Regions from separate parts of the Mus musculus genome. Here all the other regions are linked to region 3. Evidence: chromatin contacts called from ENCODE Hi-C or POLR2A ChIA-PET data. All regions are on one chromosome and are shown on one strand. The core of a region is the stretch at or near the end of the contact, and the rest is flanking DNA. Distances in the headings are between cores, read along the strand shown.

What was found. Hi-C counts contacts between places; a loop is a spot of excess contacts on that map. ChIA-PET counts read pairs that join two places held with the same protein, here RNA polymerase II (POLR2A).
Region 1: POLR2A ChIA-PET joins it to region 3 with 12 read pairs in Patski. The contact joins the promoter of Gtpbp2 here to the promoter of Abcc10 in region 3. POLR2A ChIA-PET finds 5 or more read pairs at or near these places in 2 of 5 experiments (Patski and embryonic stem cell).
Region 2: POLR2A ChIA-PET joins it to region 3 with 11 read pairs in Patski. The contact joins the promoter of Dnph1 here to the promoter of Abcc10 in region 3. A Hi-C loop is called at or near these places in 1 of 37 maps with a recorded cell type or tissue (v-Abl transformed pro-B cells). POLR2A ChIA-PET finds 5 or more read pairs at or near these places in 2 of 5 experiments (Patski and embryonic stem cell).

What each region holds. Positions count from the first base shown.
Region 1 is chr17:46,159,324-46,163,065 of GRCm38, forward strand. It overlaps Gtpbp2 (GTP binding protein 2), which reads left to right and starts at 1,709. Exons shown (of 12, transcript NM_019581.3): 1 at 1,709-2,003. The coding sequence starts at 1,818.
Region 2 is chr17:46,495,459-46,499,300 of GRCm38, forward strand. It overlaps Dnph1 (2'-deoxynucleoside 5'-phosphate N-hydrolase 1), which reads left to right and starts at 1,331. Exons shown (of 4, transcript NM_207161.3): 1 at 1,331-1,514; 2 at 2,967-3,035; 3 at 3,185-3,295; 4 at 3,419-3,842. The coding sequence starts at 1,352. The coding sequence ends at 3,597.
Region 3 is chr17:46,325,429-46,329,520 of GRCm38, forward strand. Abcc10 (ATP-binding cassette, sub-family C (CFTR/MRP), member 10) reads right to left here and starts at 2,595. Exons shown (of 21, transcript NM_170680.2): 1 at 2,344-2,595. The coding sequence starts at 2,504.

The sequences.
Region 1 (3,742 bases), core at 459-2,958, 170 kb before region 3:
GCCAGCCCTCACTTCTCTCTGTAGGTAGGCCAGGCTGTTCAAGAATGGGTTATATCATGCCCCACCCTTTCTTAAAGGAAGGTATCCATTAAGGAGAATTGGCTGGGATGGAATTGTGTGTTAAAGGGTGACTGCTGGAAGATCCGTGGATATTTAAAAAATAGTTATCAGTTGAGTGCAGTGGTTTCTGGCTGGTGAGAGAACCCGGCCTGTTTGTGGTGATAATGTGTGGGTGGGGTGGGGATGTCTCTTCCTTTCTATTCCCATCCTTTGAGATGTCTCACTGAATTCTCTAGTCTCCATCTCTAAAAACTTTTTTTTCCTGGCAATCCTGGTCTTAAGCATACAGGATAGCATACAGAAAAGACACCTACTTTCCTTTACTGAAGACCCAGGTAAATGGCTGATCTGCAAGGCTTTTCAACTTTTGGTTCTTTTGGTATATAGCTGGTGTGGAAACTATCCAATGTGGACAGCGACTGCATGCTCAATAGACTCGTCTCCTTCGATGTGGAACTGTGCAGAAGTTATGGACTCAACCAGGTCTGAACTCCTTCAGAGTACACCAGAGGTAAGTGCTCCTACCGTACCGTGGAGAACTTTCAAACTCTGTTCTATTTCTTGGCTATGTGTGAACACCTGGTTGTTTGTGAAGAGAGGGGAATGGACGTACTGTGAGTCATGAGATAGCCACGGCGCTGGAATTTGAACCCTGGCGTCCTGACTCTGTGCCCAGCAATTCTGCTTCTCCATTCTGAGCCTTTGGTGCCCCGTATACTGGTTTATGTCGCTCTGAGAGTTCTGAAGGACAGGAGAGACAGCTTGGCTAGAAAGACAAATCAGCAATCCCCTGGCGTCCTAGGACAAGTTCTATTCCTGGCTACTTTCCCCGCCCCCTGGTGGTTGACGTAACTGGAACCCCAGCTCCGCCCCAAGTAGGGGCCAGGCCCCTCCTCCGGACAAGTTTTAAACCAAATTCTGTTTTCCGGGATTGGCTAAACTTCAAAACAAAGGGGAGGAGAGATACTTGCAGTAGGCACCCTCCAAACCTTAGGCAGCTGGCTGCTTTATGGGTCCTGGACACGTGTCTGGCCACTGCGGTGCCTGGGGCTGCTAAAACCAACCCCCGGATTGTGCCACCCAAGTAATAAAACAGTGACTATATTGCAAGGGTGGCATAATCATCGTCACAATAACAGCTCTAATTATGCTATAACTACCATCTGCCTCCGCCCTAGCTTTTGCCCTGACTCACTCGACAGCACTCCAGCCGTCAGGAAAGAAACTGAGGCAGAGGTGGAGCCAGCAGGCTGTCAGATCCAACCTCCCCGATTTTTAACTTGTTGTCTGGGGTCAGCGCCGAAAGGTCAAACCCAGTTCAATTCTGATATAAGCCCTTCACCTCCGGTTACTGTCCCTAATCTCAGGCCACAAAGCCTTCCTACTGCCCCTAGAAGAGAAGCCGCTGGCAGTACGGGAAACTGGGTGCCGACTACAACTCCCCTTAGTCTTTGCGCTCAAGGCGCGCTTGCTGCCCTCGCCCCCGAAGCCACCTGTGACTCTCGCATAGCGATGCCTCTTGGGAATTGTAGTTCGAACTCGCATTCTTTAGCACTAAATCTCATAGCTGCGGACTCAGTATCCCTTGATGCCCTGCGGCTTTTTCTGACGCGACTAGGAGGACAGGGAAGGCAGGGGCGTGGCCTACAGTGGGCCACACCCCGCTCTCCTCCGGCTGGCCCGACTCGGCGGTGGCAGTAGGGGCGGCGGCAGTGGCGGGGGGGAGGGGTCGGGCGGGGGGCTGGTGGCAGCGGCGGATGGACTCGCGGGTATCGGAGCTGTTCGGCGGCTGCTGCCGGCCCGGAGGAGGCCCGGCCATGGGTGGAAACCTCAAAGCTCGGGGGGCCGGCGGTAGCAGCAGTTGCGGGGGCCCAAAGGGGAAGAAGAAGAACGGAAGGAACAGAGGAGGTAAAGCCAACAACCCTCCGTACCTGCCCCCAGAGGTGAGCACCTGAAAAGTGGCGGAGCCATGGGGAACTACTCTTCCGGTCCCCGAGACTCCAAGGAGGCGGGAGAGAGAAAATCAATCCCCCTTTCCGGTGTCAAGACCCAAGGGAGGAAGGACCGGGGAAGAGAACCCCTCCTCCTGTTCCAAGACCCCTACAAAGCGGGATCGTCAAGACTGGACGATCCTTTTCAGTGTCAGGACCTCGGGAAGGGACTGCCCCTTTCACCTCCATAACCTTTGGATTAGTGGGAACCGGGGATCCTTTCCTCTTGAGAAGAGCAGAGGATGTCTGAACCCCTACTTACTCTGGGAGTGGGGAAGGAACACTGTACTGGGAAAAGAGGGCAGGCAGAGTAACCAACGTTTTTCTAAACTTAATCCACAGGGAGAAGGGGAGTAGCCGGGACAAGAGCAATGTGTTCCTTCCCTATTCTTCAGTACCCACACACATTAAACCAGAGAACAGTTAGACGTAGCCCTCTGCCCTTTCCTTGTCCTGTGGGGCTGTGGACACAGAGAAGAGTCCGCACGAACCCGCTCTGGGAGTCCTCAAGGCAGAGAAGACTACTTTCCTTCCTCTTAAAATAGGAGAACCCAGTCGGGAGCTAGTGGGCTCGCCTTTAAGTCCCATCACTCTGGAGAGATGGCTCAGCGATTAAGAGCACTGTCTGTTCTTCCAAAGGACCCCCAGTTCAGTTCCCAGCACCCACATAGCTGCTCACAACGGTCTGCAACTCCAGTTCCAGGAAGTCTGATGCCCTCACACACATACATGCAGACAGAACACCAATGCACGTAAAATAAAAATAATGTAAAAAAAAAAAAAATCCCATCACTTGGGAGTCAGAGGCAGGGGGATCTCTGAGTTCAAGGCCAGCCTGGTCTACAGAGCAAGTTACAGGATAGCCATGGCTCCACAAAGAAACCTTGTTTTGAAAAACAAAGATGGGAGAACCCAAGGTGGGAAGAGCTTCAATGGGTGATTATGACTTTTAAGTGTGCACCAGAGTGATTCAGGTTGCTGTTCCTGCTCATAGAATTCTGATTCAGTGGGTGAGAGACGGGCCTGATTGTTTGGCATTTCTTACAAGCTAATGTTGTGGTCTTAGCACCACAATGGTCTTTGAGAACCATTGGCCAAGATTATCTTTCTACCATCTTTATAGTCAGCTATCCTAATTATTCACCTTCAGCAGAAGAGTAGAAAGGTTTCTTTGTTGATGGGAAAAGAGCTCCTACGCATTCCATGGTGTGGTTGACAGTATGGATAAAGACACCTCTAAGGACTTTAAAGACAGCATGATGACCAAGAGGGAAAGAGAAAAATAAAATGGCCAGAGAGGAGGAGCGCAGAAATGCAGGCAGACCAGGCAGACGGTATATAAGTCAAGCTCATACATAACCTTTTGTCCAGGGGGTGGAGGGTGGAGGGTGGCGCGGGGCAGGTGTGTGTGGCACACAGCCCAAAAGGTGGCTGTTGCTCGAAGAGGTTATGTGATGGTTTCCTGGTTTCACCTCACTGAGGCATGAAAAGGGCATAAAAAGCCACAGTGAGTTCACTTTATGGAGTCTGCCCCTAAGCTTTCCTGGTTTGTTTGGGTAAGTCCCAACTTCGGACTTCTGTTCCTCTCTTACCTGGGCCTCTTATCTCGGGGGCGTTTGTAGTGACCAGTGCTGAGTTCATACTTTGGCTCCGTTCCAGAGCCTGTAGCCTCTTACACTTGATGGCATCAG
Region 2 (3,842 bases), core at 81-2,580, 170 kb after region 3:
CTTTTTGCAGATTAATAGGGTCTCTCGGAGACTGTAGAGTGTTTGAATGTAAATGGGCCATCTCCATGGAAGAGTGGGTTGAAAGACAGAGGGACTGCCATGAAAACATTGTTTCTGGACATGACAGTGGGGTTACACACATAACTCATAGAAGCTATGACTGCCCGTGCACGATCAGGCTGGTCCAAACCCTACCCTGTGTGGAGAAGGGCCCCATGCCAATAGCTGAAGCGTTGCTGACAGCTAACAGCTGGTGAGGCAGGCACGACCCTGAGAGGCTGCCTGTACTTGTTCCAGTAGATGGTTCCACACCGGTGCACACATAGGTAGCACTAATGGGCTCAGTGGGTAGGGAGGGAAGCTGTAGAGATGGTTCAGTGGTTAACAGCACTGGCCACTCTCCAGAGGACCCAGGTTGGATTGTCAGCACCTGCATGGTGGCTCACTGTGTCTGTAACTCCAGTTTCAGGTTAGCTCATTGTGCTCTTTTGGCTTCTTGGGGCATCAGGCATGCACATGATGTAGAGATATAAACTCAGGCAAACCACCTGTCTTAGTTAGGCTTTTACTGCTGTGCACAGACACCATGACCAAGGCAAGTCTTATAAAAAACAACATTTAATTGGGTCTGGCTTACAGGTTCAGAGGTTCAGTCCATTATCATCAAGGTGAGAGCATGGCAGTATCCAGGCAGGCATGGCACAGGCATTGCTGAGAGTTCTACATCTTCATCCAAAGGCTGCTAGTGGAAGACTGAGTTCCAGGCAACTAGGGTGAGGATCTTATGCCCACACCCACAGTGACACACCTATTCCAACCAGGTCACACCTATTTGAACAAGGCCACACCTCCAAATGGTGCCACTCCCTGGCCCAAGGATAAACAAACCATCACAACACCTATACACATAAAATAATAAAATAATCAAAGATAATAATTATTTTAAATAATAAATAAAAATGAAGTTGGTGTAGGGGATAGAAGATGGATTGGAGGGGAGAGAGAGACTGGGTTAGATTTGATTAAAACACTACATACATGTATGAATAATAAAATATTTTTAAAATAAGTTAACAATCTTTTTTAAATTTTGGAAAGATTAATGAGAGCCAATCACAGTTGCCTATGGATCCCGTACAGAGTTTGAGAGCACTGAGATCCGTACAGAACTACTTGAATAGCTAGGAGCTGGGGAGGGGCAGGTCACGGGGAGGAGTCAGAACTAATGAGCGGGTTGGCTCGGGAAGAGCCTATCCGGGAAGAGAGCGAGCTTGAAGAAGGTCCCCTTACCTCTGGGAGTCGCTTTCCCAGGTCACGTGGTAGCGGCGGCAGCGGTTGCCCGCGCGCGGCGATGGCGGCATCCGGGGAGCTGGTTCCATGCTCTGTGTACTTCTGCGGGAGCATCCGCGGCGGGCGGGAAGACCAAGCTCTGTATTCGCGGATCGTATCCCGGCTGCGGCGCTATGGGAAGGTGCTCACTGAGCACGTGGCTGATGCTGAGTTGGAGCCGCGTGGTGAGGCGACGCGGGCTGGAGACTCGCAGGCTGGGGACCTGTAGGCTAAGGGGACCGGCTGACTAGGGACTTGCCGGATAGGAGACCCACTGGCTAGTAGACATTCAACCTGGGGAACCCGCAGCTCATGTGACCCGCAGGCTAGACCGGAGGCTAGGGGATCTGCAGACTAGGACCTCGTAATGGTTAGGGGACCGGCTGGCTATGGAAGGTCCTGGATTATATGTGTACGTTCCATGCGCAGGTCAAGTGTCCCTGTCCAGCACACTGGAAGCAAGTGACAGCCCAGACCCAGCTTTGGGCTAGCAAGGCTTTGATAAGCTGGTCTGGATAAGCACTCCTCCAGTAGGAAAGTTGTACCTAGAACTCTTGTATTTCTGCTCCAAAAACTTTTAAGTAGATCTCCCTTGCCCCATGCAAGAACAAACTCCTAAGCTGTGGACTCTAAAGCAATTCTGGGAGAATCTTTTAAAAGACAAAGAATCAATCGTAGGCAAAAAATGCCAGGGGATTGGAAAGAACCTGTTTGTGCTTATGCTTGGCTAGCGCATGGTGTGTTTTGTTGATAGTTCTCCACCTTCAGCGCCAATGTCAGCACTCTGGAGGCAGAGGGTAGGATGAGTTCCAGGCCAACCTGGGCTACAGAGTTAACCCCTGTCTCAAAGAAATGAGACAAAACAGTCTACAGAGTGTGATAGCCTGGAGAAAACCTTTGAATCTGGGTTTTCTCCCCTAGTCACTTTTCTTGCTTTTTCTTTTTCTTTTCTTTATTTTGGAAACAGGCTGTCATAAACGCACAGTGACGTCAGACTTGTAGCCAAGGATGGCCTTAGAACTCGCCATCCTCCTGCCTTCACCGCCCAAGTGCTAGAACTACAGGCACCTGCTGCTACACACAACTTGTTAGTTTGTTTTTTGAGACAGGGTCTCTCTACATATCCCTGGCCATCATGGTACTTACAGTGTAGACCAGGCTGTGTTGGAACTCACAGATTTCCCCAGCCTCTGCTCCCGGGGCTGGGATTAGTGCTATGAGCCATGATCCTCAGGCTCACAAAAGAAGTTTTAGACAGTGTGGTTCTGCTCTGCCACCTGCAGAGCCTTACCGTCCTAAACAGCAGAGTTGATTCAAACTGGAAACTGTGATCCTGGCTCTCTGACCCCAGACACGCCCCTTGGATTCCGGGTGAGTCAGACCTTTTCCCCACACGCACCCAGCCCCACCCACACGTGCCTCCGTGAACAGGATTGCATTTTTCTTGTGGCTGTTTTGTTCTTCATCCCTTTAACAGACTCCTCTCCTGAACTGGCTTTTGAAGGTGCTGGGGCAAGGGTTCCCTCTCTCTGCCCCTCTCTGAGCAGGGTAGATTTGAGAAGCAGCGAGAACATAGAAGTTACTAGGTACTGAGTTGGGGTAGGGACCATCTCTGACCAGCTTGCCCTCAACCACAGGGGAAGAGGCTGCTGGGGGCGACCAGTTCATCCATGAGCGGGACCTGGCCTGGCTCCGGCAGGCCGATGGTGAGTGAGTAGTCCTCCCTTCTGCATGAGGGCTCCTTGGTGATGTCGATTCCTGGGCTATCCCTGACTCTACTATCCCCACCACAGATACACCGTCACCCCGTTCTTAAAAATCCCAGGTAGTAAGTCTTATTTTTCTCTCTCTGCAGTGGTCGTGGCAGAAGTGACACAGCCATCCCTGGGTGTTGGCTACGAATTGGGCCGGGCAGTAGCTCTTGGTAAGCCGATCCTGTGCCTGTTCCGACCACAGTCTGGCCGAGGTGAGTATTCCAGCGTGGAGTGGCTTACTCCTTCCTGGCTTTCTTCCTTTCCCAGTGGGCTGGGGCAGGGAGCAGAGTGGGGAGTATGGAAGGAAGTCAGTTTCACATTTCCCCCCTCCCCAGTGCTTTCCGCCATGATCCGGGGAGCAGCCGATGGCTCGAGGTTCCAGGTGTGGGACTACGCAGAGGAAGAAGTGGAGACCATGCTCCATCGGTACTTTGAGGCTTATCTTCCTCAGGGGACGGCTTCCTCCAGTAACCCAAGTGCCTGTCTTAACCCTACTGTATTAGAAAAAATTTAAGATTTATTTTTTTAACACATGTTTAACTACATGTATGTATGTAACCACATTCATACCTTGTGCCCAGAGGTCAGAAGAGGGTACCACATTCTCTGGAACTGGTGGTAGAGATGACTGTGGGCCTCCATGTGGGTGCTGGGAACTAAACCCACAACAAGTGCTCTTAGCTGCTGAACCTTCTCTTTGGCCCTGGTCCAACTTTATCCAATGCTGACCCCTGATGTTTCTCTGGACTCCTTCCTGCT
Region 3 (4,092 bases), core at 1,345-3,844:
TCTGCCTATTTCCTCTTAACATCACAACTGTTTTTCATAAACAACAACTGCCACAACAAAAGGTTTACATTAAGAATCAAAAACAAGAAACCAAGCCGGGCTGTGTTGGCGCGCGTCTTTAATCCCAGCACTTGGGAGGCAGAGGCAGGTGGATCTTTGAGTTTGATTCCAGCCTGGTCTACAGAGTGAGTTCCAGGAATAGTCTGGCTACACAGAGAAATCCTGTCTGGGAAAAAAAAACAAACACAGGGGCTGGAGAGATGGCTCAGTAGTTAAGAGCACTCGCTGCTCAAGGACAGCTGAGTTCAGTTCCTAGCAGCCATGTCAGAAAGCTCACAACTGCCTACAACTCCAGCTCCAGAGGCTCCTCTATCCTCTTCTGAACTCCACAGGCATTTGTGGACACACACACACAATACACTTGAACAATGGAAACAGCCTTTAATCACAGCACTAGTGAGGCAGAAGCAAGTGGTCAGTTTGAACTCTGTGAGTTCAAGGTCAGCCTGGTCTACTTAGCAAGGTCTAGGCCAGCCAGTGCTATATAGTAAGATCCTGGGCGGGGAGGGGGGAACCCTCAAATATCTCAAATATAGGCTGGGTGTGGTGGAGTACACCTGTAACATCAGCAGTTGGGAGCTGGGTCAGGAGGGCCATAAACTCAAGCCAAATTTGGGCTATTTAATACCTCATCTCAACACCCTTCTCCCCTCAAAGAGAATCAAACACAGGGTCAGTCGTGACGGTACAGACTTGTCATCCCAGGACCAGGTAGGGTGGAGATGCAAAAGATTTCCAAGGCTACATAGCAAAGCTTTGTCTTACAAAAAAAAAAAAAATCAAAGAGAAAAAAGTTATAGCAGTGACTATCAGAATGCATTTCCAAGTTCACATAAAAGAAAACTGGGTTGGTAGAGATGTTCTTGCAGAGGATCTGAGGTCAGTTCCGAGCACCCATATGATAGCTCACTGTCCTCTGTAACACTAGTTCCAGGGCACCCAATGCCATCTTTTACCCGACATGCATGTAGCACATATGAATAATTGCTGTCGAACACTCTTATGCATAAAACTCTTCCAGTATTTTTAAAAAGAATGAAATTGGGGCTAGAGAGACAGCCGGGCAGTTAAGAGCACTGGCTGCTCTTACAGAGGACCAAGGGTTCAGTTCCCAGCACTCACATGGCAGCTCATGGCTGTCTGAAACTCCAATTCCAGGGGATCTGATGCCCTCCCCTCTGGCCTCCTCAGGCATTGCACCCAAGTGGTGCACAGTCATACAGTTGGGCAAAATCAATCAACCAACTGATCAAAAAAGCAGAGGGTGAGGCTGGAGCCATATTTCTTTAATCCCAGTACTTAGAAGGCAGGAGCAGGCAGATCTCCTTGAGTTCTAGGCCGGGCATACAGAATGACACCCTATTTCAACAACACAAAACAACTCAACTGAGTCTGTTAAGCTCTTTGCAGTCCTAAAAAATGTTTATCTATAAACTAGACACTTTAGTTCCTTTTGTTCCCTCTCATGTGGCCCAAGCTGAGATCCCTCTGCCTCTAGAAAAGCTTAGACTAGACCACCCCTTTTTTTTTTTTTTTTTTTTTTTGACAGGCGCTCTCTTATTAGCCCTGCCTGGCCTGGAACTCACTTTGTAGACCAGGCTGGCCTTGGACTCACAGGCATCCATCCACCTGCCTCTGTCTCCCAAGAGTTGGGATTAAAGGCTTCACATGCCTGACCTGAGCAGGCTTGCTGTGGGTGTCTGTACTAACCTCTTCTAGGCTTTTGCTTCATTCTGCAAAAGGGACAGAAGGACTTAACTTGGCCATCCAAGAACTAAATATAAAATCAAGGCGAGTGTAGCACCAACACCTCACAACACAAAGCCAAGTTAGTTCTAAGATTTTGATTTCGTTACTCTTCTTCCTACAGCTTCTCTCCAGCAGAGTCTACATGGGCTTTTAGCCTAGGGATAGCAGGGCTTGCTGGATGGAAGTGGCGTGCCACTGGCCCTATACAAGCATCCTTTTTTTTTTTTTTTTTTTTTTTTTTTGCTAAAACGTTTATCTAAGTTTGCCTCCAATTCATGGCAGCTCCACTAGGACATTTAAAACTCTGCAAGAGAGATGCATTGGCAACTTTAAGGATATGACAGGCGCCGCACTCGGTGTTTAAACGCCTTGTGTCATTGAACCCGCTCAAAACTGCGGAGACTCCGAGAAGGTAGGTGGCTTGCTCAACTGAGTGCGAACAGTCAGCTTTTATTCTGCTTCTGCCCTACAGAGACCTCGCAATCCCAGGGACATCTGGGAGCGATGTGAGTTGGTGCCTCGTTGCAGTCTCACCTTGGGGTGCCCAAGTGGCAGGCACTGAGGACGGCGAGGAGCGCGTGGGGAAGGGCGCTGAGCACCAGCTGGGTGAAGCAGTGGCCCGTCGTGTCCCCTTCCCACAGCGGGAGCGGCCGCGCCGCGTCCGTGCCACACAGCTGGGCCAGGAGCCCCTCCATAGACACCTCACCCGGGCGGAAGCCAAGAGTGACAAGGCTCGGGGACTGAGTCCCCCGCTGAATCCCCGCCCCCTAGGCGGGACCGCCCCTTGCTTCCGCTTCGAGCTAGAGCCCGCCCATTCTTGAGGTACTTCCGGGGCTGGAGAGGAAGTCGCTGTCCCCGGGGCAGGCCAGTTTCTAGATCCTGGTACTTACGTTCACCCTCCTGTCTCCCGCACTTGGAAACCTAAGCGCCTTTGAGCTGTTTTAATATCTCAAGTGTTTGTGGGTGAGAAAGGACGCGCTGCCAGGTCAGGGTGCTGCGCCACGATGCTAGGGCCCTCTAGAGGCAGGAAGACCTGTTAACGGGTGCTGTTCGCAGTTTTTGGTTATTTTCGCCCATGGGGGTAAGGATGCTCTAACGCGTGCCAGCCTCTGCGCGTGCGTACAGCTCTGCCTCGGGGAGCTGTCCCGGGAGCGCGATGGTGTTTGCGCACGTTTCTGTCTTTTGGCTTGCGCAGTGACCCACCCAGTCCTGTCCTTGTGCAAATTCATTAAGACCCTGGCACGTGGAGCGCTCGCTCTCGCTTACCTATTGCATACTAGTTGACAAATGCACAGCGTTTAAAGAGCTGGAAATCCAAACATGCCTGCCACGCTGAGGAATGCTTGAGGACAAAAGGCTATTCCTGTATCCTAAGGCTACAAGATCTTGAAAGTATCCAACTTACTTGAGCCTTGGTTTTTTGTTTTTTGTTTTTTTTTTTTTTGGCTTTTTTTTTTTTCGATTGAGATGATAATACCAACCCAAGTATTGTGAAATTTGTATAATTTAAAATGTTTATGTCAAGGCCTTAAAATGTTTATGTCTAAAGCTGTGGCTCAAAGATTAAGAAGAGTGCTTCCTGCTCTTGCACAGGACCTGGATTTGATTTCCAGCACCCGTGTAAGAAGGCTCCAGCTCCAGGGATCCAAGGCCTTCTTGGTCTCTGTAAGCACCTGCACACACATACATATAAACTTTAAAAAAAAAGTGTTCAGGTCACGTGCTTTGCTTAGTCATTCCTAAATATTTCAGAGTGATGGGAAGAACGGAAACTTTTGGTTATCCAGATAGATGTTGGTTCGGACCCTGACCCACCAATTTTAGCAGCGCGATGAGATTAGTTTCATTTTAGCTTTATGTTTGCAAGGTGTATATTGGTACTGACTTCATGAGAGTGTTCAGTGTTGTGGGAATAGTTTGGGTTTTTTTCCCCCCAAAATATTTGCCTTCAGAAACTGAAGACCTTGAAACCAAATTAAAGATTTGAGACATTTAAAATTATGTACCTGTCTTGTTTCCCTACTGTGTATTCAATCTGTTTAAATTTATTTAAAAATATTTCTAGAAGAAAGTCCTTATTCCTTTCACATGCCATGTTTTCTGATATATATATATCCCTTATTAATCATACACACAGTACACAGATAAATGACATATTAGACAACAGAGACAGAAGGTACAGGGAGAGAAATGAATTCAAAATCTTTTTTTTTGTTGTTTTTTGTTTTTCAAGACAGGGTTTCTCTGTGTAGCCCTGGCTGTCCTGGAACTCACTCTGTAGAC